2 separate regions of the Homo sapiens genome follow, and region 1 is linked to region 2. Evidence: chromatin loops called from intact Hi-C (ENCODE). Cell type or tissue: heart right ventricle. All regions are shown on one strand. Each heading gives the region's core, and the rest is flanking DNA. Links, peaks and the distances in the headings are about the cores only.

The links. Peaks named below come from ENCODE experiments on the same cell type or tissue, not always from the same donor. Only the 100,000 strongest peaks of a DNase experiment are listed, where the experiment ranks them.
Region 1: a loop joins it to region 2, with 3 times the contacts of the local background. A loop is called at or near these places in 17 of 110 quality-filtered maps.

What each region holds. Positions count from the first base shown.
Region 1 is chr2:152,029,493-152,046,005 of GRCh38, forward strand. The region is part of intron 2 of CACNB4 (calcium voltage-gated channel auxiliary subunit beta 4); the gene reads right to left. Among named protein-coding and RNA genes, the nearest start is that of CACNB4, 61 kb to the right of the region's middle. RefSeq lists an enhancer at 4,838-5,413. In heart right ventricle, for the core only: a CTCF peak has its summit at 7,550 (motif pointing right); DNase peaks (open chromatin) are centred at 7,569, 8,439 and 9,339; H3K27ac peaks cover 2,169 bases.
Region 2 is chr2:152,106,393-152,122,905 of GRCh38, forward strand. STAM2 (signal transducing adaptor molecule 2) reads right to left here. Exons shown (of 14, transcript NM_005843.6): 14 at 10,409-14,410. The coding sequence ends at 14,182. Among named protein-coding and RNA genes, the nearest start is that of CACNB4, 16 kb to the left of the region's middle. In heart right ventricle, for the core only: a CTCF peak has its summit at 9,761; no DNase peak of the experiment used is centred there.

The DNA of each region.
Region 1 (16,513 bases), core at 2,907-10,906, 80 kb before region 2:
CAAAAAAAAAAAAAAAAAAGAAAAGAAAAGAAAAGAAAAGAAAAGAAAGAGCCCAGAGTTTGCTCTCTCTGCCACATGAAGACACAGCAGGAAGACAACCACCTGCAGATTAGGAAGAGGGTCTGCTATGGTCTGAATGTTTGTGTCCCCTCAAAATTCACAGACTGAAATCCTAACCCCCACGGTGATGGTATTAGGAGGTGGGGCCTTTAGGAGGTGCTTAGGGCATGAGGGCAGAGCCTCATGAAAGTGATTAGTGCCTTAATGAAAGAAGCCCTGGATTGACCCCTTGCCCCTTCTACCATTTGAGGACACAGTGAGAAGAAGGCACCATCCATGAACCAGAACGTTGGCCTTTGGCAGACACCAAATCTACCAACACCTTGATCTCGGACTTCCCAGCCTCTAGAACTGTGAGAAATAAATTCCTGTTGTTTAAGCCACCTGGTCTACAGTATTTTGTTGTGGCATCCTGAGCTGACTAATACAGTCATGCATCATGATAACAAGAAAAGAGCAAATTACACAAACAGGTGCACTGAGTAGAGAATGCTGAAGTGCAAATTCAAGAAGCCTCATTTTCTTTTTGAGGCAATTGTGAGCACTCTTACCTTCTTTTTTTTTTCTGATTACATTTCTACTCTTCACTTTATTCACTATTTAGTTGCTTCTAAAATAGTTTGAGGATTATATTAACACAGTCTTGAAAAAATAAAATTCACACATAGTCAAATAACACTGTAGGACATGTTTGTTAAGACAAAAGAAACACAACATTGAAAATACTTGGACATTTTTCATGCTTATAAGACACTAGATTTATGTTTACATTTTTTCATCAATATTAATAGTATAATTCACTATGTATAGATGAAATTTTACACAAGATCATCATTAATTTTTACAGATATGATCTCATAATTTTAGAAAATTTTGTTTCCATTGTTATTGAAAAGAATTTTATGTATTTATTTATTTTTCTTATACTTTAAGTTCTAGGGTACATGTGCACAACGTGCAGGTTTGTTACATATGTATACATGTGCCATGTTGGTGTGCTGCACCCATTAACTTGTCATTTACATTAGGTATATCTCCTAATGCTATCCCTCCCCACTTGACAGGCCCCAGTGTGTGATGTTCCCCTTCCTGTGTCCAAGTGTTCTCATTGTTCAATTCCCACCTATGAGTGAGAACATGCAGTGTTTGGTTTTCTGTCCCTGCAATAGTTTGCTGAGAATGATGGTTTCCAGCTGCCTCCATGTCCCTACAAAGGACGTGAACTCATCCTTTTTTATGGCTGCATAGTATTCCATGGTGTATATGTGCCACATTTTCTTAATCCAGTTGGAACCAACCCAAATGTCCATCAATGATAGACTGGATTAAGAAAATGTGGCACTCTCACCTTCTAAAATTGATACTGATGTCAAGCAAGGTTGGGGAAAGATGATTCATTCACTGCACAGCCTCAGCCCTGGGCAGAAAACACAGCAGTAACAGGGAAGTGGATACAAGCAGTCCAGGAGAAAGGGTACTTGGGGTAGACAGGCGGTATTGCCACGGGACTAGCAAGATATTTTACAGATGAAGAAATAACAATTTACAGAGAAACTTCCTTCCAGAAAGAAAAAGAGGAACCAAGAGAAGAATGACCATCATCCTGATGTGCCCAGAACTCTTTCAGTTTTAGCACCTAATATTGTACATCCTGGGAAACCCCTCAGTCCCCAGGACTGTTGGTCACCCCACAAAGGACACTTCACAAATTATTAAATCTGAACAAGTAACAGGTACAAGATATTATGATGATGACTTAATGACCGAATAAGACTCTGAGGGTAAATCAAGATTTAAATTGCAGTTACGTGTTATACAATGCATGTAGTTCAGGCTGGTAGGAGGACCTTCCAGAAACTGGAAACATGGGACTCTGAGGATGAGAGAGCACACGCAGGTGAGCGGAGACTTCTTCTCCTCCTAATATCCCACTGTTGACGGGTGCTGTGTTATCTGTACTGTGGCCCCTCTGCAGCACAACCTGAGGGAGGAAGGCAGGTCAGACACAGCCAGGGGCTTGCTCAAAGGCCTGGGACCAGGCAGAGGAGGATCCACAGATGGAGCTCAGGTCTCCTCATCCTTAATCCTAGGCTTTCTCCCCTGCCCATCAGCCCCTCCCGGCCGCCATTAATCCTCGGATTTCAGAGTCCTGATGGCCTCTAAGGAGTGAGAGGACAGTCAGCAGGGTCTCTGCTAGACCCTGAAGAGAGACCTGGAGTTAATGGTAGAGAACTAGGCAACAGGAAAAAGAGGAGGTTTTAAAAATTATCCATATTTTTGAAAACTGATATTTTCCTCCATTACTAGAAAACTGCCCTTTCTGTTGGCATTAGGCTCTCTAAAAGGGAAGCACCGTGCTGACAGTCTTGCCAAGCCAAGGGTGAAAGCCTCACAGCCCGTGGCTTGCTTGAACGAAGGCTCCATCAGGGGACAGCAAACTCCCTCATTTCATATTCAGGCAAGAGCGGAGAGCAACAGAGCCTTGATGATTCGAGTGTCTGGATCCTTCTATAGTGTGGGGAAAGGATGTGGCAAATAGAGAGAGAGAAAAAAGGAATAGGAGGCACATGACCAAGTCTGATTTTTTCAGACCTTCTGTTAAAACTGCCCCACAGATGGCTTCAAAATATAGAACCAGAGACTGTGGAGAGCTGGAAGGAATCCCCTTCCCCCCGTCCATTATCTTTGCTCCACGGATAAGAAATTGGCCTGAGAAGGGAAGGGACTGACCCAGGCCACACAGCCAGGAAGGGGCAACAGCCATGTCTCCTGACTCTCAGTGTAACATTTTTTCCCCTAAAATACATTGGACCAAAATCTACTTAGCAGCCCATGGAAATGAACAAGTAAATTGTTAACTTGCTACTAATTTTAGCTATCAACTATTGATGGTGGCACATCTAACTCAGTCGGTCATGATTTTAAGAAAGCCACAATTAATTACAAATTCCTTAAAAAACACAAATAGAGACTATGGTTTAACCATATATTACCGAGACATTTTAATACAACTTTATTTTTAATAATAGGGAATTCAAAAAAATCTAAATGCTTTTTTGCTTAATGCATTTTCTCTCTCCAAAGAAAGTCTCAATATACTTTATATGTTTCCATCTTAAAAAGATTTTTTAGGCAGGGTGTGGTGGCTCATGCCTATAATCTCAGCACTTTGGGAGGTTGAGGCAGGAAGATTACTTCAAGACCACCCAGGGCAATATAGTGAGACCCCCCATCTCTACAAAAACAAAAAAATTAGCTGGGTATGTTGGCATACGCCTATAGTCCTGGCTACTCAGGAGACTGAGGCAAGAGAATTGATTAAGCCCTGGAGTTCAAGGCTGCAGTGAGCTATGATTATGCCACTGCACTCCAGCCCGGGCAATAGAGCAAGACCCTGTCTCTTAAAAAAAAAATAAATAAATAAAAAGGTAGAAAAATGAACTAGTTTGGTGTAGACAGGTTCCCCTGCAGAGGTTCTGCTTCAGGCCTAAGTGAGGCAGTGGCAGCCAGGCAAGGCCCTGGAGAACAGCATGCCAAACAAGAGGAACAGACAGGGCCAAGGTCCCCAGGTGGGGAAGGGACTGGCATGCTTGAGAGCAGAAAGAAGACCCAGGCGGCTGGTTAAATAATGAATGAGGAGAAGCGGGGTGGGGGAATGAGGATGAAGAGGCATGCTTACACGTTTTTACAAAAGGGCAGCTTTTGACTTGCTGAAGCAAATGAAATGCTTCCATTAAATCCCCGCTTGGTGGTGTAGACGGGCTGCCACCACCTCTCTGAAGTGACTGAAAACAACAGGGAGGGGACTGAGGGGATGCGACCAGCATCCTAGAAGAGCAACTTCAGACTCCCTCCTTCAACTCCAGCAGCCACAGTTGCTTAGATACCCTTGTAGTTCAGGTCTCCTGAGGTCTCCACATGGCTTCCAGCTGCCTTTCTAGCACGTGAAGATCCTACCCTATCATCCTCTGCCATTTAAGGCGAGAGGCAGATTCACTGTGATCTGGGTAAATACCATTTCCAAAAAGGAAACCGGCACCCAAACCTCCCATCTTTTTATAAATTCTCCTGCACAGACGGTATAGTCTCAAAGGACGTAGGAGCCAAACTTGGGGAAAAAAAATTTTCTCCCCTATTTAGAAAGTTCTAAATAATCTGACACAACATTCAGCTAGTGGGGGTGTGAGAAAGTGGGAAGGAGGACTTTAAGGCCAAAGTCACATGAAATAAAGAGAAAAATGAAAAATGTAAGCTTTTGCCCTTTTGTGAGGACTTCTCTAATTCTCGTGGTATTTCAGATTTCCCTCAATCAAATCATTCACTCCTTCAGTTTGTAGGTAACAGACATTTCCCTTCCTTATTAACAAGATGCAGGTAGTTAGCAACATAATAGAAGCAAGAACTTTGTATTGCTTGGTGTGTCTGGGTCACATACTATTTTTAATTCCTGTCTCCTAACACCTGGGGGGGAAAATTAAGTTCAACAGTTCCTTACACAGGAAAAAAAAGAAATGAGCATTTCTCCCTCACTAACAGGCAGCACTTCCAAATAAAACCTGTCAGGCTTAAGAGCAAGATGGACTCGGAGTGGCTTTCTCCTCATTACTTGTCTCCCAACAGGTCTATTAAATGATCGGAATGCCCAGGGTTGGTACATTTAAATTTCATTTCAAATTAAAATCCCAACAGAAGTCACGTCTTGCAAAGTAGGTCTTAAAAATACTTCTATGCTGGACACATGAGACCTGCAGGGGAAGGAAAAGCAGAGAGTGGATGCAGGTGGCAGTACCTAGTGAACTAAAAGCTCTTGAAGTCTCCATTAGGGCCCTCACACAGGGCTCTGGTGAAGGGTGATAACAAGGAAGGGACCAGGCCACACAGCAGGGGAACTGAGAGCAAGGACAACGCTTATCCTGCAAGAGCAAGCTAACCTTGCTGCCTGCTCCGGCCTCTCCTTTATTTCAAGCCGTTACCACAAAATGGGCAAGCGGCTTCCCTTGCAGAAAATCCCCCATCATGAAAAGCATCGCATAAATTCCATTCTCACTTAACGATCTGTATATGAATTAGAGAATGTGGGTTTTGTTTTTGTTTTTTGTTTTCCTCTCTAGATGTTTGTAATCCTGCCTTTAAAACACCAGGGGATGGCATCCGATACAGAGTTGCTGCTTTCTACAACAGCACCCCCACAGTGCTCTTTTAAACACACTAACCCCTGGGGTAAGGAAAAAAAATTATGAGGAAAAGTGTTCCCTGGCTTCTTAGTCTCTAATAAGTACTGTGTGGTGCTGCTTCACTGGGATCAACTGGTTTCAACTTTCTATTCTCAGTGGCATCTACAGCAGGCTTGAGGCAGAACAGTTGACCAAAGGAATCGTGAGTGCAGCTGGAGTCCTGGGAAGTCCGCGGCAAAAGTATTGGCAGTGGTTGATCAAGTGGCACCTGCTGTTAAATGAACAAATTCCCCATTTCCAGACCTAATCACAAATTGGCAAGTGCACTTTATAATCCAATGCCCTTCAAAATCCCAAACCTCCGGGCAGGAGAAGGAAAGTGACGTTCAGTGAGAGACATAATGTCTGACATCAACTCCACCATGTTACAAGCAATAGCCAGATGCTTCACAGAAAGCAAGCACTTTCTTAAACGGATGATTTTCTTTTGTATATTTATTCACTGTCTTGCTCCAAAAATGATTCAAGGCAACTTTAAAAAATATATTCGCAGGCCGGGAGCAGTGGCTCATGCCTGTAATCCCAGCACTTTGGGAGGCCAAGGCAGGCAGTACACCTGAGGTCGGGAGTTCAAGACCAACTTGGCCAACATGGAGAAACCCCATCTCTACTAAAAATACAAAATTAGCCAGACATGGTGGCACATGCCTGTAATCCCAACTACTCAGGAGACTGAGGCAGGAGAATCGCTTGAACCCGGGAGGCGGAGGTTGCGGTGAGCTGAGATCGTGCCATTGCACTCCAGCCTGGGCAACAGAGCGAAACTCCGTCTCTCTCTCTCTTTCTCTCTCTCTCTCTCTCCCTCTCTCTCTCTCTTTCTCTCTCTCTCTCTCCCTCCCTCTCCCTCTCTCTCTCTCTCTCTCTCTATATATATATATATATGTATGTATGTATTAAGATGCACCTGATATGGATTAAGATTGTCCTTGTTAGACAAACCGCAAGAATAGCTCAGATTAACCAACAGACACTTCTCAAGCTTTTACCCCTCAAGCATTTGAGTTTAAAACTTCAAGAATAAATTAAATTCTCCATAAGATTTTTAAACTCCATCATATCATTGAGAATAAAACTGTTAAATGTGCACACTGTGTTCACCGCAGCATTATTCACAATAGCCAAGATGTGGAAGCAACCTAAATGTCCATCTATGCATGAATGGATAAACAAAATGTGGCGTATGCAGACAATATTATTCAGCCTTAAAAAAGGAGGAAATCCTGCCATATGTAACGTGGATGAAACTTGAAGACGTTAAGTGAAATAAGCCAGTCACAAAAAAGATACTGCATGATTCCACTTATATGGGGTATCCAAAGCAGTAAAACTCTTAGAAGTAGAAAATATAATGTGGTTGCCAAGCACCGGGAGGAGGTGGTAACAGGTAGTTGTTGTTCAATGGATATAGAATTTCAGTTTTGCAAGATGAAAAAGTTCTAGGGATCTGTTGCATAATGGACTGCATATAGTTAACACTGCTGTACTGTACACTTAAAAATGGTTAAAATGCTAAATTTTATGTTTTGTTTTGTTTTGAGAGTCTTGCTCTGTCTCCCAGGCAGGAGGGCAGTGGCAGAATCTTGGCTCACTGCAACCTCTGCTTTCCAGGTTCAAGCAATGCTCTTGCCTCCGCCTCCCAAGTAGCTGGGATTACAGGCGCGCGCCACCATGCCTGGCTAATTTTTGTACTTTAAGTAGAGACAGGATTTCACCATGTTGGCCAGGCTGGTCTCGAACTCCTGACCTTAGGTGATCTGCTCTCCTAGACTTCCAAAGTGCTGGAATTATAGGCATGAACCACTGTGCCTGGCCAGTAAATTTTATGTTACATGTTTTTTACCACATTAATTTTTTTTAAAGTGTTAAGTGTGGTGAAAGGCAGATTTCAGTGAGGATGTCGACCTCTAGAAGCAGACTTTCCAGAGTCTTGGAAGTAATATTTCTGGGTTACTTTAGGCTACTCAGACCATGTTTAGAGTATTCTGTCTTATTTTGGACACAACGGCCTTGGACCATGGCTGGAGGACATGTCAGTCTTGGCTATGCCTTCTAGTGTAACATAGAACAAGTATACTCTGCCATGACATGAGATTCCTTCGAAGAGTTTCACCTGACAAATATTAATTGAGAATCCCAGGAAGTGCACTAGATGCTAGAAAGCAGCTATCATGAACTTCAGCTTCAAAAAGGCAGTGAACCTGAGCAGAACTCTTATTTGGGTGTTTCTATCTCCAAACGTTCTTGATGGCCTTAGCCACAAGATGGCGCATGTAGACCATTTCCACACTTGCGGCTCAGGCCAGTTGATTCTTGCGGGGGCATAGGTTCCCAAGCACTTATGTAGGGTATTCTTCCCTGGGCTTCTGTTTTGTTACCTTCTCAATGAGTGATGTCTGAGAAGCTTGGTTTGGTTAGAAATAATATAATATCCTGCTTATCTCCTTTGAACAAGTACTCAAAGGTGGATATTAACAATAACACACTTGCTATACCTAATAATATAACAAGACTCTCCTTTGAATATGAATCAGGGAAGTGCTTCTGTGGCAATCTATATCCCGTCAATTTACAAACTGAGTGATTGCAAGAATAAATAAATCCTGCTTTGGCCCAAATGTCAATCTTTGCTAAAGAAATATGTCTGTGGACATTACAGAGGAATCGTGCCGTTCTTAAATCTACTTACACCCTGCTTCTGCAAATGCTTACGTATCTGACTTGTTTTAAGGTATTTCAAAGCCAAAAGAGAGGCAAGAAATAAATGCTCACACATTTTGAAGTATTCCATGAACAACTGAATAATGTGACCTTCTGACTCCCAGTGAGCCTAAATTTTTCTCATTCTTCTTGCTTAGACCAAAAGCACATATCCCCTCTCAGGTGAAGGCACAGCATTTAGGATGACACTCTTCTTTTCCTAAGGATGGGAGGGAGAGAAAGAAATGCTCTAGGGAGACATGGCCTCCCTCTGAGACCTAAAGGGAGGAGGGAAGATTTTTCTTCTCCCATTTGGTCAAAAGTCAGCCAGGGGAGCCACCGTGAGCCAAGACCTCAGCAGGCCTGCAGCACTGCTGCTCCCCCCTCATCCTTGGAGCTGCTCACCAACTGCTACAGCAGGGAGCTGGCCGGGCCCCAGCCTGCAGTGAACACAGAGCCAGGCTGCAACAGCTGGATGCAGAAGGGAACCACCCCCAAGGAGGCCGTGACAAAACGCAGGGCCCAGGGAATCTTCAGCATTCATCTGGCCAGGAAAACTGGGGAGGATCAGAGGGCCCCCAAAGAAATGCATGTCAGGAACCTACTGGGATCTACCATGCTGTATTTGGAGGCAGGAGGTGGGGGTAGCTTTCATAAATCCTGCCAATGGCAAAGTTCCTAAATTCTTCAAAGCATCAAGGATGCTGGCCTGCAATGGGAATGCAGAACAAAAAGTCTTGTAAAGTAAGGGGTTGGTGAGCTTGTAATTCTGGGGTTTGGTAACTCTCACACCAGAGTGTGCACAAGTTGCTGAGAACCACGCAACAGCCCTCCCCGGCCTTTTCCAAGTTCTGCTGCTTGCCTTTGGCCTAATGAGCCAAATTCAGACTGTATATCCCCAATGCAGCTTCTACTGACAGACAAGGGTTTGGCAAGAAGCTGGAATGCAGCTTGATTGCAGATAATGAATGTGTTCAGCAGAGATGATGAGCACCTGGGACACAGGCTTCTACCTCAGCACCGAGTCTGGCTGGGAGATGGAAGAGGATAGGTGTGCGTGAGCAGCTGGAGGCACAGAAGAGGAAAGGCCCACTACTCTGCTGCAGCCTGCTGGCTCGTATAACAGCTCATTAACAGCAGAGGCTGAGACTTCCTTTTCCTCTTTCCACAAAAGACATGGCAATAAAAGCAGGACAGGCTGCAAACTCAGCCATTTTCAAAGACTCATGGCATGTGAGATTGGGAGGAGGGTGACCAGCTGTGGCCACACAGATGGGGACAGAGGCCCTGACTGGTGCTAGGACACGTTAGTGGTGGAGAGGGACAGTTCCCTCAGGCCTTCCACCTCCCAGCCCAGGACACTCTGGACAGGAAATCTCCCCCTCTCTTCCCAGCCCTGTATGTCCCCACCCCAAGAGGGTGTGACACTTCCTCATGTTCCCTGCTGGCCCATTGGCTAGAGCTCTGGACGGATATAGAGGAAAGATAATACAGTAATTCAGAACTGAGGTCATTGCTTGCTTAGTTAATATAGGGATAATTAAACAGCATTTAAAGAAAATGGTTTAGCTGTATAAGCAAACATTTCCTTGTATTTAAAAAAAAGCAAGAAACATAGTTTTCTGAGGTCTCTACTTAAGAATCTTATTATTGGGCCGAGCGCGGTGGCTCACACCTGTAATCCCAGCACTCTGGGAGGCCGAGGCCGATGGATCACGAGGTCAGGAGTTCAAGACCAGACTGGCCAAGATGGTGAAACCCCATCTCTACTAAAAATACAAAAATTAGCCAGGTGTGGTGGTGGGTGCCTGTAATCCTAGCTACTCGGGAGGCTGAGGCAGAGAACTGCTTGAACCCGGGAGGCGGAGGTTGCAGTGAGCTGAGATCTCGACACTGCACTCCAGCCTGGGCGACAGAGCAAGACTCTGTCTCAAAAAAAAAAAAAAGAATCTTACTATTCCCTCAATGCTGAACCCAAACCTTCCCCTGACCAGTCTTTTGGAGGAAGCCTACACTTCTCCTACTCTGTTCACTTGCCAAGCAGCATATGGAGCCCTAGAATATTCTTGTTTTCATATAGGTTTTATCTTACATTTCCAACTACATTATTTGTTCTATGAGGATAAGAGCCTTGTTATATGCTCTATGTCTTAATGAAAACATCTGATAAAACATGAGTGATCACTCTGTGCATGGCAGGCAGGCAAGGCAAGGGAGTAGGGTGGGACCAAGCACTGATCACAGAAATGCAGGTATTCCTTCCAACCCTGGAAAAGTAGAGCGAAGCTCAGGGAAAACTACGTAAGTCCTCAGAAACATAGTCGAAGGCATGAAGTAAGCACTGAAGCAGACCATATGGAAAATAACATCTATTTTTCAAAAGAATTTAAAATAGAGAATGCAGAAAAAAAGAAGAAGTTTATGGCAATATGATTCTTGTGTACACCGAAGACATAATTTGTTGACAAAGATTAAAGTCACTTAATGGTCTTAAGGCAATGAGTATACTTTATATCCAAAAAGAATAAGAATTTTAATTCCACCTTCTATTTCTACAAAAATTGTACTGGCTGATAAGTGATGGCCCCCAGTTTTCATTGCGGCTAAATGGGAATGTCTCATTTATGGGCTATTCTGAATAAATTAGCTGGGAGTTTTTTTAAGTATCAAAAATACCAAGAGGTCTAACCCATATACTAGTTAAAAAGTAGAATTTTATACATCTGCTGAATCTGAAGGCTCATGATTCTCCTATCTCACAGTATTTAACTCCTACATTTTATAAAGAATTCAATGACATCTAGAATCTTTAAATTTATAAATATCTATCATTAAATCTGGCTCAGATAATAATTGAACCAAAGCATATAATGCCATGTCTATTCATGCCCTCACATTTCACTGATACTTTCTTCAGCTAATTAATTTTATTTATCTATTTGTATTATTTTATTTTATTTATTCATTTATTTTTTTGAGACACAGTCTTGCTCTGTCACCCAGGCTGGAGTGCAGTGGCACATTCTCGGCTCACTGCAACCTCCGCCCCCTGGGTTCAAGTGATTCTACTGCCTCAGCTTCCTGAGTAACTGGAATTACAGGCGCACACCACCATGCCCAGCTAATTTTTGTATTTTTAGTAGAGACGAGGTTTCACCATGTTGACCAGGCTGGTTTGAACTCCTGACCTCAGGTGATACACTCGCCTCGGCCTCCCAAAGTGCTAGGATTACAGGCGTGAGCCACCGTTTCCAGCCAGCTAATTAAATTTAAAAAGAAGTTTTCAAGATTAGCAAAACCTTTACAACTCATCTAACAATGTAGTCCTTTGTTCACATCTAAATGCATATGCTGCCGGTGCCAAATGATGGTGATTAACCCCTGGCTGATATTTTCTGTGAAACAAATTGGTATTTTCAAGACAATTTCCTAGTGAGAAAATGTCCACATAAACAAAATTGCATTTTGATCAAATCCCCATGTTGGTCATCTTGGCAAAGCCCTCAAAGACCATGGCAAAACAGCCACGACTGCATCGCCTGACCTCAGCCTTTTGGGCCCTTTGGGAGCAGACTCCCCACACTCCATGGGAGAAACACCATTAGGCCATTAGGATTTCAACCTCGGATAAAGCTCTTCCTCCTGTTTCTCCCCACAAACTTTTGGCACTCAGTATAATGATTGTGAGACACTAAGAAAGACAAATGATTTTTCTCTCTCTCATTTGCTAATCCCAAAGTATTACTTTATTCCCCTTTGGAACTTTTCACTGCAGAATCCTTTGTGTATAGAGAGATCTGTGTTCTTAAGCTCAAGAATCTGTTTAATAAACTATGAATTTAGAAGTCATCATCATGTTTTAGTTGCATAAGCTCAGTACTTATGGGAAACATTTCTGGAAGAAGGTAAAGGGCAATCTGTAATGGGGGCTATAAATTTCTGTTTAAATTTGCCACGAGTTATTAAATCCAGTTAAAATCATAATATGACAGTGGGAAGAAACATGAAGGTAGGCAGTTGGCCAGGCCAGGGGCTGAAGGGATATTATTGCTGGTTATGAGAGTTTACTAAAATCATTACCATGAAAGTTCTGAGTTTTGATAGGAGACTGGGGCACAGAAACTGCAGGAAGAAAGAAGCATCTGGACAAATCAGTCCATCACCAAAAGACATGGAGATTATATTGTCGGAGACATCTTCAGAAGTCCTCTGATTTTCTAAGGAAAACTGAATTAAAAAAACGGCTTTGGGTATGACTTCTCTTTCTTCTTCCAAAACCATCAAAAAGGGAGATATCTTGCAAGTGATTAAAAGATAGTGTTCTGTCTAGCACTATTGCAAGTAACATCCACATAGAAGTCAGAAGACCCTGCGTGAGCACTAATTCCCCTGTTACTTCCACCAGAACACAAACCCAAACAGGGCAGAGCCTCTGTCCTGCTCACGCCATCATTCCCAGCACTTGGAATAATGCCCAGCACATAGGAGGTGTTCAATAAATAGTTGAAGGAGTGAAAGAAAGAGCAAACTATGTGATCTGTTCAGTCTGCCACACTTCTAGCCAAACCTCACCCTAAATGCAGAGCCAGAATGGGCCATGCTGGGAAACAATACTCTATCTCCCCAGTGCCTAGGGCCAGGTAAATGACTCTGTAAGGGACTAAGTCCCAGAAGCTTCCAAACTAATTGCTACTAAGCATGGAGAGAAAGCCATAATGCCATTTTTTAGGTTCCCCTACTAACTAATCTAGGGTCACCAGCAAGGCCTCAAACAGCATCTTGCTCCTCTTCCCGCATAACCCTAGGAACGCTTTCCAATTCCATTTCCTTTCATCCGTCTGCTCCCTCCCCAGGTCTGGTTCTTATATGTCGTAGCTTGCCAGGGGGTTGGACCATATTTCTTGGAGCCTCTACTTCTTCAGGCTCCTGCTTAACAAAGGTCTGGACCTTTCGGGCCTCTGAGGATCCCTGAGTGAGTCCTACAGACCTGGCAAGCTACTCTTGGAAGTCAGGTTGAAGTCAAAACAGCTAGACTAGCAGTACCATTGACCCAAATCACCGGCTAAATGTACTACATTATTTACTGCTCATATTGTGTGGCCATCTGCTGATAGCAGATAATCATTTTAAAAAAAGATCAAAAAAAGAAAAATGGCACTTTATATCTTATGTTCCCCCTTCTGGCTGAAAGTGTTGTTAATTTTATTTATTTTATTTTTTTAGAGATGTTTTCAGACGCGTTTGAACCAGAGCAACTCCATCTTGAATAGGAGCTGCGTAAAATAAGGCCGAGACCTACTGGGCTGCATTCCCAGGAGATTAAGGCATTCTTAGTTACAGGGTAAGACAGGAGGTCGGCACAAGATACAGGTCACAAAGACCTTGCTGATAAAACAGCATGCAGTAACGAAGCCGGCTAAAACCCACCAAAACCAAGATGGAGAGGAGCGTGACCTCTGCTCGGTCTCACAGCTCATTATATGCTAATTACAATGCATTAGCGTGCTAAAAGACACACCCACCAGCACCACAACAGTTTACAGATGCCATGGCAACGTCAGGAAGTTACCCTGTATGGTCTAAAAAAAGGAGGAACCTTCAGTTCAAGGGAATTGCCCACTCCTTTCCCAGAAAACTCATGAATAATCCACCCCTTGTTCAGCATGTAATCAAGAAGTAACAATAAGTATAAGCAGCTGAGCAGCCCGTGCCACTGCTCGCCTATGGAGCAGACACTCTTTTATTCCTTTACTTTCTTAATACACTTGCTTTCACTTTATGGATTTGCTTCTAATTATTTCTTGTGCAAGATCCAAGAACGTTCTCTTGGGGTCTGCATTGTGACCCCTTTCCAATAACAATGAGGTCTCACTTTGTTATCTAGGCTGGAATGCAGTGGCATGATCATAGCTCACTGCCACCTCAAATTCCTGGGCTCAGGGATCCTCCCACCTTAGCCTCCAGAATGGCTGGGACTACAGGCACACACCACCATACCTGCATAATTTTTAAAATTTTTTGTAGAGATGAGGTCTTGCCATCTCCAGGCTGGTCTCAAACTCCTGGTCTCAAATGATCCTCCTGCCTCAACCTCCCAAAGTGCTGGGATTACACGTGTGAGCCACCGTGCTTGTCCCAGTTTTTTTTACCTTCACACTTAAAGTGAGAGGGACTATGTGCGTGTATACACGTATACATACATACATACACATATGTACACCTACTGGGGTTCTGTAACATATTTGTGGCAAGATGTCTCAAATTCACTTATTTCTTTTGTTAAATAAATTGACTGATAGAAACCACTTTTCAAGTATTAAATTGCTCAACTGAGCAACATCATTCTTCAAATGTTAAACTGTTAAATTGAGAGGGCTTCTTTTCCAGGCTTCACAAACATTTGATTCTATCAGATTTCAGTTAATTAAAAAAACCAAAAGAGCCGGGCTTGATGGCACATTCCTATAGTCCCAGTTACTCAGGAGACTAAGGTGAGAGGATCACTTGGGGCAAGGAGTTCAAGGCTGGCCTGGGCAACTCAGCAAGACCCTGTCTCTTAAAAATTTTTTTCAAAATCTTTCAAAAACCAATAGAATTACAAGAAAAAAATCCAACTAAATTACTGATGTAAAATATACTAAAAACAAAACGTGCTTCTTTCTCTGAAGCATGGAGAATATCTAAGATTACATCAAACACAAATGCACTTCTTTTAAAACAGATTTTATTTATTTTTATTTTTATTTTATTTTTCTGAGACGGAGTCTTGCTCTGTCGCCCAGGTTGGAGTGCAGTGGAGCAATCTTGGCTCACTGCAAGCTCCGCCTCCCAGGTTCAAGCAATTCTCCTGCCTCAGTCTCCTGAGTAGCTGGGATTACAGGTGCGCATCACCATGCATGGCTGATTTTTGTATTTTAGTAGAGATGGGGTTTCACCATGTTGGTCAGGCTGGTCTGGAACTCCTGACCTTGTGATCCGCCTGCCTCAGCCTCCCAAAGTGCTGGGATTACAGGCGTGAGCCACCGCACCCGGCCTTAAAGCAAATTATTAAAGGGAAATTTTCTATATAAAATCTACAACACAGGGTGGAGAAATCACTATTACTCCCAGGTAGGGAATTTATCAAGCACATCCTAATAATTAAAAACATTTAAAGGCCACATACAAATAAAAACTACTTAAAATGAAATATGTCCAATATTTTCCATCCCACACCCTTTGTTTGGGTCATTTTCTTTGGCTGGAATGAGTTTTCCCTCATCTTTGCCATCCTTTCATGAGCCTGGCCACCATGGCAGGTCCACAGCCTGACTCACTCAACTGCTACCGTGGGTCTCGTCTCCAATAAGAGACCATGAAAAACCCAAGGCCAGTTTCATTCTTCAAAATTTCCAGAGCACTTTGCACCCAAAAAGTTAACAATAATAAAAGTGTGCTAAACTGAATTGAAGCAGGGGAAAGAGAAGATGGGGAAGAGACGGTGGGGGGTTGGTGGGGCGGAGGAGAGAGATTTAGTGGAGAGAAAGGAGGATGTGAAGCAAGGGCATGAGATGATATTGGTCTGGCTTACAATTTCAAGCCAGAAAAAAAATGATTGCCACCACATAACTATGCCTAGCACATACAACTACATAAATACATGTACATATGTATGGATATGGAGAGGCATCATTGGCCAATTTTTTTTCAGTGCTTTCACATGCAGATATGCTTTTAAAGATAAGGACTGGGAATATACCAGTGTTTACAGCAGCGTTAGTCACAGTAGCCAAAAGGTAGAAACAGTCCAAGTGTCCATCAACAGAGGAGTAGCTAAAGACAATGTGGTATATACATACAACAGAATATTATCTAGCCTTAAAAAGGAAGGAAATCCTGTCTCATGCTATGACATGGATGAACCTTGAGGATATCATGCTACGTGAAATAAGCAGTCACAAAAGGACAAATATTGTGTGATTCCATTTATATGAGCTACCTACAGTAGTCAAATTTATGGAGACAGAAAGTAGAAGAGTGGTCACCAGGAGCTGGGAGGAGGAGCAAAAATTCTGCATCTAATGTACTTAGTGCCATTGAATGTATACTTAAAAATGGTGAAAATGGTAAATGTTATGGATATTTTACCACATTTTAAAAAAAAAAAGACAAGGAATGAAAAGGTGGATCAAAGTACACCCTCAAAGTCTTATAAGTAGCCTCTTCTCCCTCTCCCTCACGCAACCTCCAAGAGCACAGACTGGAATTCCCAGTCCTACAGTTCCAAGAGAGTTCAGACGGTACCTTAGGCATAGCTGTGCATCCCGCAGCTCTAAATACAGTGACTCGCAGCTAGCAGGGATTCATTAAACATTTGCAGATTCAATGAAAAGGAAAAAAACACAAGTAATGAACAGTTGGAAAGATTTTTTTAGAACATAGCTTGAAATAGAGGGGATGAAAAGTTCTGATAAATGAGCTAGAATGTAGGCAGATTGGAAATCAACAAGTCTTGGTCCTTAGAGTAACTGAGAATCAATGGA
Region 2 (16,513 bases), core at 5,682-13,681:
AAGAGTATAGCAGGAAAGGGAGGAGTGCAGAAACTCCACAAACGCTGCCTGAGCCAGGTGATCAAGATCAACATCAACAGCAATGTCGGGGTGATAGTATGTGCCCTTGATAGAATGCGACGAGAATCGCACTTCTGGGGTGAAAATCCACAACCTCAGCCTAATCATGAGGAAAATGTCAGACAAATCCCAATTGAGAACATTCTACAAAATATATGACTAGTACTCCTCAAAATTGTCAAGGTCATCAAAAACAAGGAAAGTCTGAGAAACTGTCAGAGCCAAAAGGAGCCTAAGGGGATATGACTAAATGTGATGTATACCCTGGATGGGATCCTGGAACAGAAAAAGGACATTAGGTGAAAGCTACAGAAACCTGAATACAGTATGAAATTTAATTAATAATAATGTATAATACTGGCCCATTAATTATGACAAATTTACCAGGAGAAGTTGTTAATAATCAAGGAAACTAGGTGTAGAATTCTGTGTACCAACTTAGCGATTGTTTGTGAATAAATCTAAAACTATTCCAAAATAAAAATTTATTTTTAAAAATTCTAAAATTTTAGAGCTGGAAGAGAATTTAGTAACTGTTTAGAAGAAACGCCACATTTAGCAAATTAAGAAGCTGAGCTCAAGAGAACGAACTGTTCAAGAGCAAGTGGCTGCTATTAGACTCTGCTTCTTTCCTAAAACATTCAATACGGCTGAATCACTTTGTCAGCTACAGATTCTCTCTTCATAAACTTTATTGTCACTTAATAAATACTTTCGTTAAGTGCTTCCTAAAGTCAAAGTCTTGTCCAAAGAGCCGTTTAAAAAAAAAAATGATTTGCAGAACTCACAGAGCTCAGGAATATAAGATGACAATGTGTTTCTTAATTAAAAATTAAATCGTCCGGATGTGGTGGCTCACGCCTGTAATCCCAGCAGTTTGGGAGGCCAAGGCAGGCGGATCACCTGAGGGCGGGAATTCGAGGCCAGCCTGGCCAACATGGCGAAACCCCGTTTCTACCAAAAATACAAAAAATTAGCCGGGCGTGGTGGTGTGTGCCTGTAATCCCAGCTACTCAAGAGGCTGAGGCAGGAGAATCGCTTGAACCCAGGAGGCAGAGGTTGCAGTGAGCCAAGATGGCACCACTGCACTCCAGCCTGGGCAACAGAGGGAAACTCTGTCTCAAAAAAAAAAAAAAAAAAAAAAAAATTAAGTTAAAACACATTTTGTCTAGGGTCCATGCATATCTAGTGTGTTGTATTTTTAATCTAGGAGCATACAAAAATCACAATAGTGGCACATGTGCTTAGTTACATATTATAGATTTGTGTAATTAACCTCTTACATTTATGTCCAACTAACCATGGCATAAAGTTTCAGAGTTTTCATCTTACAGGTTCTATTTTCTCTTGTTCTAAAGAATTTCTCCAGAATTACCTCTCCCCCTTCCCCTGTGTTCTGGTCCAAACTGAAAATCTGTTCAAAAGGCACATAAGCCATGTACTTTCAGGATATTAAAGGTTAAGTTTTCAAGAATTGGATTTAAAATGTTTACTTTCCTAACCCTAAAAAATTTACATGCTATAAAACCCAGTGAATCCTTGGCATGGTGGTGTGTGCCTGTAGTCCCAGCTACTCAAGAGGCTGAGGTGGGAGGATCTCTTGAACCCAGGTGTTCAAGTCTGCAATGAGCTATGGTTGTGCCACTGCACTCCAGCCTGGGTGACAGAGTGAGACCTGGTCTTTAAAAAAAACAAAAACAAAAACACAAACATAAAACGAACAACAACAACAAAAAAGTGAAAATGCTATTCTCTTGGTACAATTTGTTGTTGTTGTTATTGTTTAGACAGAGTCCCACTCTGTCGCCCATGCAAGAGTGCAGTGGTGCAATCACGGCTCGCTGAAGCCTCAATCTCCTGGACTCAAACCATCTTCCCACCTCAGCCTTCTAAGTAGCTGGGACTACATATGTGCACCACCACACCTAGATAATTTTTAAATTTTTTGTAGAGATAGGTCTCACTGTGTTGCCCAAGCTGGTCTCAAACTCCTGGCCTCAAGTGATCCTCCTGCCTCAGCCTCCCAAAGGCTGGAGATGTGAGCCACCACAACCAGCCATACAACTTTGAAAGGTACAAATGATTCAGATTGGTAATGGAAATAAAATCCAAAATCTAAGTTGTAAGTATAGTCACTGTGAAGATGAATCATACACATCTTTTAAGTGGTGAACTATATTAAGATGCTACCTACTAGCTAATTTAAATTTAATTTACATTTTAAAACCTACATTTATTTTACCAGGCATATTTGCCATCTTTGCTATGGTAACAACTCTAAAATCTCAGTGGATTACACCACCATATAGCCTGTTGCTCTGGTCCACACTGCAGCTCTGTTCCCCTTGTCTTCCATTTCCCAGGTTGAAGAAGCAGCCACAATCTGGAACATACTGGCTCTGAAGAGACAAGAAGCTAGAGAGCTACAGGAAGTTCATGATGCCTCTTAAGCTTCTGCTTAGATGTAGGCATCTGTTGCATCTGCTCATATCCCTTTGGCCAATGTATGACATAGACATACAACCAATTCCAAAATCACTGAATGAGGACATAATACTCCAGAAGTCAAGTGCATGGGCAAATACAAACAGTCCTCTTACAGAAAAATGGGAGAGTAAAAAACTGCAAACAACAATACAATCTTCCACCCGAAGGATAACTTGCTTAAAACAGACAACTATAAAATATAATCACCTCTATCTTTCATCTTCATTCTGCCATTTTGGGTGGTTGTCATAAATTATGCAGTTTTCTATAAAGTTTAAAGGAAGTATTCCTCTAAAGGTTCAAATTAAGGTACTGAAATATGTGGGTTCCAAATATTAAAATTCTTGTCCTATTTTGCCATGATATAGTTTTCTGTCACATGTCAGAAAGAAATGTTCACTGTGCTTCTTCCTCTGCTGCAATCTCTGGACTCAGAATGCAGAAAGGAGCATTATTTGATGAGAACTAGAGACACAATATTTATTTTTATTTTTTTGAGACAGAGTCTTGTCCAGGCTGGAGTGCAGTGGCATGATCATGGTTCACTGCAGCCTTAACCTCTCAGGCTCAAGTGATCCTCCCACTTCATCCTCCCAAGTAGCTGGGACTATAGCTGTGCCACCAGACCTGGCTTTTTTTTTTTTTTTTTTTTTTTTTTAATATCCCTATGTTGCCCAGGCTGGTCTTGAACTCCTGGGCTCAAGAGATCTTCCTTGGCCTCTCAAAGTGCTGGGATTATAGTTGTGCACTACAACACCTAAGATATTTAAAAAACAAAGCAAAGCCATTGGGTTTCCTGACCCTCAGACTGGACCCTAACCTCCTTTGTTTCTTTTCTTGTTGAGACAGAGTCTCACTCTGTCACCCAGGCTGGAGGACAGTGGCATGATCTTGGCTCACTGCCTCCCAGGTTCAAGCGATTTTCACGTCTTAGCCTCCCTGCAAGTAGCTGGGATTACAGGCGTGCGCCACCATGCCCGGCTAATTTTTGTGTTTTTAGTAGATATGCAGTTTTGCCATGTTGGCCAGGCTGGTCTTGAACTCCTGACCTCAAGTGATCCGCCCACTTCAGTTCCCAAAGTGCTGGAATTTCAGGCATGAGCCACCACACCCGGGCCCCACTTTGTTTCTTGATAGTTAAAGTAATGTCATATTCCTTTGATTCTAAAAGACCATGGATTTTCAGATGTATCAGTGAAATAGCTTTAAGAGAATACAATGAAGTCCTGTAAAACATGCTTATCCACTGTAAAATAAATCTTGATTTTTCTTTTCTTTTCTTTTTTTTTTTTTTTTTGAGATGAAGTTTTGCTCTTGTTGCCCAGGCTGGAGTACAGTGGCATGATCTTGGCTCACTGCAATCTCTGCCTCCTGGGTTCAAGCGATTCTCCTGCCTCAGCCTCCTGAGTAGCTAGGATTACAGGCTCCCGCCACCATGCCCAGCTAATTTTTGTATTTTTAGTAGAGACGGGGTTTCATCATGTTGGCCAGGCTGGTCTCGAACTCCTGCCCTCAGGTGATCTGCCTGTCTCGGCCTCCCAAAGTGCTGGGTTACAGGCGTGAGCCACCACACCCAGCCAAATCTTGATTTCAGCAATGTTAAAATAGAATGATGATAAGCACAAAGATAAGGTCAAAGAAAACTCAAATTTACTAAATAGCAGGCACCGTGAGGTGCTAAATCCATTTTCATTCTTTATTCCACAAATGTTTTATGTATCTGTGCTAGGCCCAGGAACTACAACCAGTAAAAGTCTGAAGGCTTTTTTAGACCTAGCGGGGGTAGAAATGCTTTCAGATACAAATAGCAAAACTGTACCAACCATAGTTTAGACCAATAAGGGTAACAGATGATAGGGGCTTTTCTTCCCTTGTCACATATGAAGAAGTCCAGAGGAAGACAATCTAGAACGAAATAGTCACTCAAGGATGTCATCAAGGAGCCAGACACCTTCAGTGTTTCTGAGCCATCATAACTTTCTTTCTCATAGTCACATGGTTGCTATATCTCCTGGGATTACACCTGCTTTCTAATCCAGAAGTGGAAAGAGCCTTTTCTTTAAAAGTTTTTTCTTTCATCCTAGGGAGTCCTCCCCAGGAACTCTGAGCTAAATCTCATTGGCCATAACCATGTTATGTGGCCACCCTTGGCTGCAAGAGTCTGGGAAGGCAAGTACTATTATCTTGCATACTGACTTCCTTGCAGTGAAATCTAAGTAAGGGGATGGTTGGAAATGCATGCTGAGTGAGCCAAACTACATTCCAATGCCACAGGGCAACCACTATAACACTATTACAAGATACTTCAGAATCACAGCACGGTTTTGGGATCAGTGAAATTTGGGCTGACACTTGAAAGGATAATTTATTAGGTGGACAAAAGTATTCCAGGCAGAAAAAAAATAACAGGGCCAAACAGGCACAAAAAAAGCCAAATTGTCACCTGTGGTATTTTGGGTTTGGTGGCTAGAGTCTGGAGAGTATGTGAGAGTGAAGAAGAGGTTAGAAAAGCTGCCAACGGAAGCTCATGAAGACCCGAACATGTGATTCTAGAGTTTAGCCATCATCCAGAATATAACAGAACCCTGGCGAAGGCTAGAATTGTTTTCTCAGCAATCTTGGTTCTTGGTTCTTGGAGAAACCAGGCTATGTGTGTGGGCTTCAACTTAGAACTACTGTCCTCACAACCAAATTAGCCTCAAGTAGTCACCTGCTTTTTCCTCACAGCAACTCCTTGAATTTAGCTCTCTTCTGTTCAGAAAACAGTACTCTGAAACCTTTGCCCATTTGCCAGATGTTGGACCCATCCTGTGTGACAGAACCACATGGATTCTCAGAAAGAGTCAGTCTGTTTGCATCAAGCTTTGGTCTCATCAGCCATCTGTGACAGAGCTAACTGTACTACAATGTACACATTAAATAGATCCATCTACTCTAATGCTCTTCCTTGCATTAGCATTCTCATATCTGAAGGCATTTTATAGCTATATGAGCCCTCTGCAGCTCCATCCATCTTAGTGAGTTGTGGGAAAGGGAGCTGAAAGATTCTGACAACCTTAATAAAGAAATTATTTCTAGTTAACAGTCACATTAGTACAGTGAGGACACATTCTTAGCATCAAATAGAGCCTCGGTTGTAATTCCCGCTTTGTCGCCGCATGGGACCATGTGAAAGCTATTTAACTTCTTCACCTACTTTTCTACCTACAGGAACTATGAGAATTCAAAGGTAATGTATATGAAAGTGGTTTGAAAATCAAAGAGTAATGTCTGATGTTATGCAACTAGTTAGTGCATGGTGAAACCGCAAATATAACTTTGGCTTGGAAATGCAAATTTTTTTTTTTTTATTGAGACGGAGTCTCGCTCTGTCTCCCAGGCTGGAGTGCAGTGGCGCGATCTCGGCTCACTGCAAGCTCCGCCTCCTGGGTTCACGCCATTCTCCTGCCTCAGCCTCCCGAGTAGCTGGGACTACAGGCACCCACCCCCATGCCTGGCTAATTTTTTGTATTTTTAGTAGAGACGGGGTTTCACTGTGTTAGCCAGGATGGTCTCAATCTCCTGACCTTGTGATCCGCCCGCCTCGGCCTCCCAAAGTGCTGGGATTACAGGCATAAGCCACCGCGCCTGGCCGGAAATGCAAATTCTTAGCATCCCCAGTGTACAATAATTATGTTATTGAATAAATTAATGAATGCTAATAAAACTTTAACTTTTCCATCTGTTTCAAAATAGAGAGACAGGGGCAGTTTGAAGCTTTTATCTCCCTCTTCACTTCCAGGGCTTTCTCTGTGTCTCCCAAGAAAGTGTTTAAAACAAAAAGTCCCGGTTATATGAGGTCAGATGTAAATACGTTATTTCTAGCCTCCACTGACTAAAAACTATGGTATGGTATGCTTTTATTAGAGAATCTTAACAAGAGTTTATTTGGTCATGGAATTGCCACAACCAATGCAACTTCAAATTTATTTACCAGTCACACAAAATAGTAACACCATGGTGTAAACACATTTCAACAGGTCTGTCCCTGTGGCAGATTACTATCAACAATTGTTTCACTCTACATTTCCCCAATCATCATCTCCTTTGCCCTCTCTATATACAGGACGGACAGCAAAATTCTCACCTTCCCAAAGGCATGTGCAGCTAAGTGTCCTTTCATACAGTTCTGACTAATAACATGTAGATGAAAATCTCTGGAGACGGTTTCCCAGGACAGAAGTATGATGAAGATTATTTTTGGCTAGGGCACAAAGTCTAAGTCTCTTTTTTCTATTTAGACAATGCACTTTTCACCATACAGTACATGTCTGAAGTTGCTTGGAGAAAAAATCTATGTGACAGTTAAGAACTATCTCTACACTGACACCTAACATATCTGTTCCTAGACATCATGGAAAGCTATGTCCTAACAAGATAGCATTGTCTCCCCTTTAGGTATATGATAGAAGTAATCAGATTAGGACGAAGCTGTCCTCTCTTAGAAGTGCAAATTATACAGCTATGGGTTTGATGCATCACAGCTGGAGAACCTAGGTCCTAGAATTGACCACCACTAGGGTATGTTATAGCAGTGTCAAAAAGTAGCTGGTAAAAGAATAGTCTCTTCAACAAATGGTGCTGGGACAACTCGATACCAATATGCAAAAAATGAAGTTGGACCCTATACCTCATACCATGTACAAAAATTAACTCAAGTGGATCCACAACCTAATTATAAGAGCTAAAACCATAATAGTCTTAGAAGAAAACAAAGGAGGAAATTTTCATGGCCTTAGATTTGGCAATGGATTCTTAGATATCACACCAAAAGCAAGAGCAATAAAAAAAGAAAAAAAAAAGAACAAAAAAAAAGAGGAAATAAATTAGACCTAACCAAAATTTCAAGCTTTGGTGTGTCAAAGAACATTATCAAAACAACTCAACAACAGAGACAAAAAACTTGATTAAAAAATGAGCAAAGGCAGCTCCTGGGGAGGCTGAGGCAGAAGGATCACTTTAGTCCAGGAGATGAGGCCAGGCTGGGCAACACAGCAAGACTCCACTTCAAAACACAACAAAAGCAATGGGCAAAGGACTTAGACATTTCTCTAAAGAAGATATCAGACCAGGCGCAGTGGCTTACGCCTGTAATCCCAGCACTTTGGGAGGCCGAGGTGGGCGAATCACAAGGTCAGTAGATCGAGACCATCCTGGCTAACACAGTGAAACCCCGTCTCTACTAAAACTACAAAAAAAAAAAAAAAAAAAAAAAAAAATTAGTCGGGCGTGGTGACAGGTGTTTATAGTCCCAGCTACTCGGGAGGCTGAGGCAGGAGAATGGCGTGAACCTGGGAGATGGAATTTGCAGTGAGCCGAGATCACACCACTGCACTCCAGCCTGGGCGACAGAGCAAGACACTGTCTCAAAAAAAAGAAAAAAAAGATATCTAAGTGGCTAATAACATATGAAAAGATGCTCAACATCACTGGTCATTAGGAAAATGCAAAAAAAAACCCACAATGAGGTATCAACAACTTCACACCCAGCAGCATGGCTATAATAAAAATAAAAAAAAAAGGAAATTAACAAATGACAGTGAGGATGTGGAGAAATTGGAAGCCTTGTGCATTGCTGGTGGAAATGTAAAATGGTTCCGCTGTGGGAAAGTTTGGTAGTTCCTCAAAAAGTTAAATGTATAATTACCATATGACCCAGTACTTCTACTCTTATGTATCTAAAAGAATTGGAAACTGGTATTCATATACACGTACACACACGTTCATAGCAGCATTCACAACAGAAAGTAAAAATAGGCCAGGTATGGTGGCTTATGCCTGCAATCCTAGCACTTCAGGAGGCTGAGGCAGGCAGATCACCTGAAGTCAGGAGTTCCAGACCAGCCTGGCCAACATGGCGAAACCCCATCTCTACTAAAAATACAAAAATTAGCCAGGCGTGGTGGCACACACCTGTAATCCCAGCTTTTCGGGAGGCTGAGGCAGGGGAATCACTTGAATCCAGGAGGCAGAGGTTGCAGTGAGCTGAGATGATGCCACTGCACCCCAGCCTGGGTGAGAGAGTGAGACTCCATCTCAAAAAAAAAAAAAAAAAAAAAAAAGTAAAAATAGCACAAGTATTCACCAAAAGATGAATAAACAAATTGTGATATATATAATGGCGTATTATTCAGTCATAAAAAGAAATGAAGTATTGATATATGCTACAATAAAAATGAACTGCAAAAACACTAAATAAAAGCCACACAAAAAACTGCAAAAACATTAAAAAAAAAAAAAAGGCAGTTGTGCCTGCCCAACACTGTGAATGTATTATTAGGTTGGTGCAAAAGTAATTGCAGTTTTTGCCATTACTTTTAATGGCAAAATGCCCCTGACCTGTTCACTTTAAAATGGTTAATTTTATGTGAATTTCACCTCATTTTTTTTAAAGAAGTAGTCAGCTCCTGAGACCAAAATGTAATCAGTATGTCACTGATTTAGTGTAAGGGTACTGGAAAACTTTTTTTTTTTTTTTTTAAAGAGATGGGGTCTCGCTATGTTGACCAGGCAGACCTCGAACTCCAGACCTCAAGCAATCCTCCCATCTCGGCCTCCCAAAGTGCTGGGATTAGAAGTGTGAGCCACCATGCCCAGCCAACCGGAAAGCCTTTATTAGGATATTAAATGGTATAAAGCTAAGAACAAAACCAAACCTCCATTCTTGAGTAGCTTTTGAGGGGGAATATCCTCCAGTTTTTTTTGTTTCTTCTTCATCTCTGTTTGGCTTTGAACATTTCTCCTGTCATTCAATAACTACTGCTCAAGATGAGCAGAGGAGTAGATAAAAATGCAAATCAGTTATAATCTTGCTAACTGTAAACACCTCTGGCATAATGAAATCAATTATTGAAATGTAGATGTGCTATTTAAAAATCAAGAAATAGGATTATGGGATTAATAGAGGTCTTAGTTTCATCTATCCATGCAATATCCTTATAGTTTAGCAAAGATAAAAAGACTGTCACTGGACTACAGACATCTTTCTCAGAATTCCTCCGTCAATTTTAAGCAATCTTATCAAAGTCTTGAGTACTTGGTACTCAGATTTCACTGTACACTCTTACCCATGTCTGAGTTCCCCAGGACTGCTGTAACAAACAACAGAAATTTGTTCTCTCACATTTCTGGAGTCTGAAATCAAGATGTTAGCAAGGCCATGCTCCCTCTGCAGGATCTATGGAGGAATCCTTTGCCTCTTCCAACTTCTGGTGATCCCAGGTAGTCCTTGCCCTCTGGCAGCATAACTGCAACTTTCACTGCCATCTTCACATGGCCTCTTTTCGTCTATGTGTGTCTTCTCCTCTTCTGATAAGGACAGTAGGCATTGGATTTAGGGCCCACCCTAAATCCAGGATAAATTCGCCTCAAGATCCTTAAATAATTGTATCTGCAAAGACCCTATTTCCAAATACAGTAGTCAGCCCTTAACCATGATTCCACTTTTTTTTTTTTTTGAGATGGAGTTTCGTTCTTGTTGCCCAGGCTGGAGTGCAATGGCATGATCTTGGCTCACTGCAACCTCCGCCTCCCAGGTTCAAGCTATTCTCCTGCCTCAGCTTCCCAAGTAGCTGTGATCAGTTATGCGCCACTACGCACAGCTAATGTTGTATTTTTAGTAGAGACAGGGTTTCACTATGTTGGCCAGGCTGGTCTCAGACTCCTGACCTCAGGTGATCCACCTGCCTCGGCCTCCCAAAGTACTGGGATTACAGGCGTGAGCCACCACGCCCGGCCCATGATTTCACTTTCTGTGTTTTCAGTTACCCAGATTAAACCATGGTCCAAAAATATTAAATGCAAAATTACAGATAACAATACATACATTTTAAATAACTTTTATTAGAGTATATTGTTACAACTCTTTCATCTTATTAGTTCTGCTGTTAAGTGCCAAATTCATAAACTTTATCATAGGGATATGTATGCATAGGAAAACAAACAGTATATATAAGGTTCAGTACTATCTGCGGTTTCAGGCATCCACTGGGGATCTTGCAAATGTATCCACCACAGATAAGGGCGGGGGTGAGGGGTGGCTACTGTTAAGTCACATTGTGACATTCCAGGTGTACATGAAATTTGGAGGGACACTATTCACTATATCACACAAGCAACATAATGCCTCTTTTGACACAGTAAGATTTTAAAAAAAAGACTCTCAAACTTTAATTCAGCTTGATAAAATTAGAATTCTTCTTCTGGGGAATTTTCTTTTTGAGACAGGATCTCATTCTGTCAGGCCGGAGTGCAGTGGCGTGATCACACCTCACTGCAGCCTCAAGCAATACTCCCACCTCAGCCTACTGACTAGCTGGGACTACAGGTGCACTACCACACCTGGCTAAGTTTTAAAATTTTTGTAGAGATAGGGTCTTGCCATGTTGCCAGGTTGGTCTCAAACTCCTAGCCTCAAGCAATACTCCTATCTCAGGCTCCCAAAGTGCTGGGATTATAGGCATGAGCCACTGTATCTGGCCTCTGGGGAAAACTTTTAGAAATATACTTTTAATTTTTGAAAGAAAATTAAACCAAACAAAAATCAAATCCCTAAAACTGAGTATTCCCATTTACTAACTGGCTAAAACTGATGATGAAAGAAGAAAAAGTACCTTCCGATAGAAATAAAGCATTATAGATCAGTGCTATTTATAATTTATTACTTATCAAAGTAACTCCAGCTTTCTTATAGCAATTCAATAAGCCCTCTCCTAGAACTCAGGGGCTTTTAAATTTATGTTTTTACTAAGAAAACCTTTTTAAAAAAAATCCCTAAGCTATATGTTTTTAAAACATTTAAAATTGATTTTTTAAATTTTGAAAGTGAAATTATAACCATCTTCAAAACATACAGTAAAATGTATTACGTAGACAAGTATCAATTATTTCAAACAGCATGACAATTTAACTACAAATAATTTCAAATCCTAACAAATATAATTACCTAATGTTTAAGTAATTTTATAAATAAATTACCAAATTAGAAGACAGTATTGGTTGACTACATTTTACAAACTATAAGAATATATCCCACACTTCATATATTTTAACACCCTGGGGTATTTTTCTGCATTAATAAAATTCATTCTATTATAAATTTTCAGGAATTCTTTCTGATGTACCAAGATTTCATATGAAAAAGCAGAAGCTATTTTTTTATTTCTGATATAAAACAGTAAGTATGAACCCAATGTAGAAATCTGAAGTTAGACAATTCCCTTTGGCAGAAAACAATTATAAACAGGTCTTAATATAAATAGAATCCATAAGCCCATAAAAAGGGAAGTACACAACCCTGTGTTTCTTAACACCGAAAGAATCATCAGTACACAGATTTAAAATCATTTTTATCTCTCGACAGCCTGCAACACAAAATTACATATGGCAAAAAATAATTTTTAACTTGAGAAAGAAAAAAACTTCTGCACATATAAACTTTCACCGATGTGCCAATATATACTATATATTTATATATATATATATGTGTCATGTTTTATTATTCTAAAACTACATTATTTATAATGGCTGATCCCAATTTAGTGGGTGTGCAGTAATTATATTGGCTCAAAGACATGCTGAATTAAACTTTTATAATTGAGATCACAATTATACATGAAATACACAAACATTAAAATAAGTTTATTAAATAGAGTTTGGGAGAAAAAAAGTAAGAAATTCCATATATATGCAAATGTTGACTATTATCGAGAGCAGCTTTGGATTTTTTTTAAATGTTTTTTAAAAATTATTATTTTGTAAATAACAGAAGATTTGTTTCCAAAAAGTAAGGTGCCATTCAGAAGTATATAATTGAATTAACATAAAGGAAAATACTGAATAAAAAACAGAACATGAGATATTAAAGGTTAAAACTTTCTGTTCAGTTATTTGTATCTGAAGTTAAGACAATGACATAAACTGAGCTTTCAAATACTGCTAATTTTTCCACTTAAATGTAGATCAAGTACCATATAGACTATTTTGTTCTAGAATAAAGTTTCTTTGAAAAAGGAACATATTTATAATCAAATTTCTGTAGATAAATGGCAAAATTTTCAGAGAACTAGCTTGAAATGGATTTAGTAGAAAGAATGACTGCTTCCTTTAAAAAAACAAATATAGAAATCTTGCTTCCACGTAACTTTTTAAAAACTAATGTCCATTGTTTTTCCCAATCTGAATATGTTTCCATACATGTATGTATTTGCAATTTCTATTTTCCAATATGTAAAAAGTTGGTAGACAATGAAGTAGTGTGCAAATTTTTAGGAGAGAAAACAATCCCTACTGGTTTACTACCAAACTCTCACAGTTATATAGAATCTATTAGCACTATAAACTAACTCAAAATGCAGGCTTCAGAAAAACTGCTTCAATAGCCTCCCTATCAATCTGTCGCCTTCTATGAAGTCTTCACCTGCTATTATTCCACAGGCTGAGAATTACTTCTGAAAGAAATGGTCAATTTTTTCAACAGCTTGGTATGTTGACAGCTTAGCAACGGTACTTGAATCACCTCTTTAAAAAAACAACACACCACTAAAAACACACTTATCATCCATGCTTGGTATATCTCACAACAAATTATTAGGAATGTCTCATGGTTCAAATTCACACGCAATCCCATAAAAAGGATATGCAGCATCTCTGCACACCACATTGCAGGAAGAAAAACAAATGGACCATATCTTCATTAGAGAATAGCCAAAATCACTTGAAAAGGTTATTAGTGACAATTCTAAATACCAGAGATACATGTAGGAAAGAAAATGTTTTTCCTCAGGGAATGGAAATGTTTTGTGGGACATTCCTTCACAGTTGGCATGACTGTTTGGGGGACTGACTAAATGCTTTATCACACATCTGCATTTACAAGGTCTTCACTGTTAATCACAGAAAACATTTTTGTTCCTTCCAGATTGCTCTTGCTTCTGTAGACAATTATATGCTAATTATTATTCAACATAACAGTGAGAGCAAAAGTGACAATACTGCAAACACAACCGCAATTTAAGGAGCCAAAAAGAAATATGCTGGCAAGCTAAATGCTTACACACAAAAAAGTTAGACTTTTAAAGTGTGTGAGAAACTCTGAAAAAAATATTTCAAGTTCTTCAGTGCTCTTATGACATTTTAGGGGGAAACAGTGGTTTCTTTAAAATAATATTTTAATCCTCCTATCTCATACTGTTTATAAGTATGAGATACTTTTGACAAACTCACTCTGTCGATCATGCTACTGCACTCCAGCCTGGGTGACAGAGCGAGTTTGTCATAAGTATCTCATACTGTTTGTCATAAGGCTACTTAATGAGTATCTAGATTTATGTAGAGAAATCTGAAAGTAAGACAAAACTAACTGAAAGCATCTTTAAGCTGCCTCTGATGAAAAGATTGACTTCAAACAAACTGGACTGAAAAAAAAAAAAAAAAAAAACCTTTTATGGCCTTGTAGAATAAGAGAGGTTTTTGTGCTTTATTTATTCATGGTCCTTTTGAGTTGAGAGGGAAAAAAGTTTTAATATTTTCAGGTTGGTATCACAAGGACTGAATAATACACTTATGAAGGCTTTCAAGAAAATGCTTGATTTGTTTCTAAAGGAGAGGCTGCTGATGGTAATTTGTGTGCTGCTGTGCAACTGGATGAGCTGGAACTGTCACCGGAAAGCCTGCCAGTTGAGGCAAATTGGAAGTAGTGTTCTGATAAGATGACATATCCACAGACATCCCCATTTGCTGTGTGTAAGCAGTTGTACCAGTAGCTGACTGTAGGTTAGAGTTCTGGTTCATATAAGTAGGATTGGAAACAGTGTCTTGTCCAGTGCTACAAACAAAATTTTAAAAAGAAAACCATATTTACTTTGCAATATATAAGGTTAGAGATCAATCATCATGACAAAAATGCCTTTTCCATCTTCTTTTTAAGCTTACGTAGCTCTGCTGTTCTGATTACAATTTAATCATTCCAGCCATTGAATACTGTTAATCAAATTTTCTTCTTCTTATTTTTGAGATGGGATCTTGCTCTGTTGCCCAGGCTGGGGTGCAGATCATAGCTCACTGCATTCTCAAACTCCTGGGCTCAAGCAATCCTCCTGCCTTAAGCCTCCTGAGTAGCTGGGACTATTTAAAAAAAATTTAAATTAGTCCCAACTAATTAAAAAAAAATTTTTGTTGTAGAGACTGGGTCTTGCTATGTTGCCCAGGATGGTCTCAAACTACTGGGCTCAAGTGATCCTCTGGCCTTGGCCTCTCAAAGCGTTGGGATTACAGGCATGAGCCACCATGCCGAGCTTGTTAATGTAATTTTTATATTTGGTAAGAAGAGAGAGGTACTTGAAAACAAACAAAATGTAAGATTCTAAGGCCAATTTAACTTCCCTTCTCCAGAATCTCTAACTAAAAACATTCAGAAACCACCTGAGGAGATGCAAACTGTTCCTGACAGAAGTACCCTTGGCCATTTGCAATGAGAATGGAGCCCTGGCTCAAGATGCCACTTTCAGCCCATATTCTCCCTTCCCCATCTCCCAATCCAGCACAAAGAAGTCCACCTCTTCTCTGTAAACATCCTTCAAGCTTTCCTTCAGTAAGGACTTTCTACTTTTAAAAGGAAAACAGCATAGTCTGTATAGGGCCCAAAATCAACCCTCAGGATAGTCCGAAACTATAGTTTCTTTATTGACACTTCACAAACTAAGCTGAAAAATCACACCAAATTGCAAGACTTGTTTGTTCCTATAACTACTGTGGCATACATTTCTCTTAAAATATATATACTTTTGGCTGGAAGCGGTGGCTCACACCTGTAATCCTAGCACTTTGGGAGGCCGAGGAGGGCGGATCACGAGGTCAGGAGATCGAGACCATCCTGGCTAACACAGTGAAACTCCGTCTCTACTACAAATACAAAAACAAAATTAGCTGGGTGTGGTGGCACGCGCCTGTAGTCCCAGCTACTCAGGAGGCTGAGGCAAGAGAATGGCATGAACCCGGGAGGTGGGGCTTGCAGTGACCCAAGATCATGCTGCTGCACTCCAGCCTGGGTGACAGAGTGAGACTCCGTCCCCAAAAAAAAAATATATATATATATATATATGTGTGTGTGTGTGTGTGTGTGTGTGTGTATACACATATATATACATACTATGCCCAGCGGTTTTAGGGCTGAGCTTGGAGGCTTATGGCTTTAATCCCAGCATTTTGGGAGGCCAAGGTGAGAGGATTGCTTGAGGTCAGCCTGCTTTGAGACCAGCCCAGGCAACATGGCAATACCCATCTCTACAAAAAATTAATAACATTAGCTGGGTGTAGTATGCGCCTGTGGTCTCAGCTACTCAGGAGTCAGAGGTTGGAAGATCCCTTAAGCCCGGGAGTTGGAGGCTGCAGTGAACTATGATCACACTACTGTACTTCAGCCTGGGTGATAAAACCCCATCTATAAAAAAAGTTTCAATAAAAAAAATTATGTAATTTTAAATTCCACCAAATATACTGCTTGCAATAAAAGAGAATTAGTTTCAAAACTACACCAGTTTTTTCTCCACAGTTCCTAGTGTTACCAAACATAGCAAAATTTTATATTTTATTCTAACTGAACACTAATATAAACAGATTTATTTAATATTCATATAATATCTAAAATTCATACTCATGGAGTTTGAGGGTGAGAAGAGACCTTATAGATCATCTACATATGATTATATTGAATGAACATTTTGTATGGTTAAGCAAAATGAATAGAAAGAAAGATTTAAATACAACTCTTAGAGTAAAAGTGTTTTTATTTAAAAAAAGAACTATAGGGCTGGGTGCAGTGGTGCATGCCTGTAATCCTAGCACTTTGAGCAGCCACAGCAGGCAGATCCCTTGAGCTCAGGAGTTTGAGACCAGCCTGGGCAACATGGCGAAACCCCACCTTGACAAA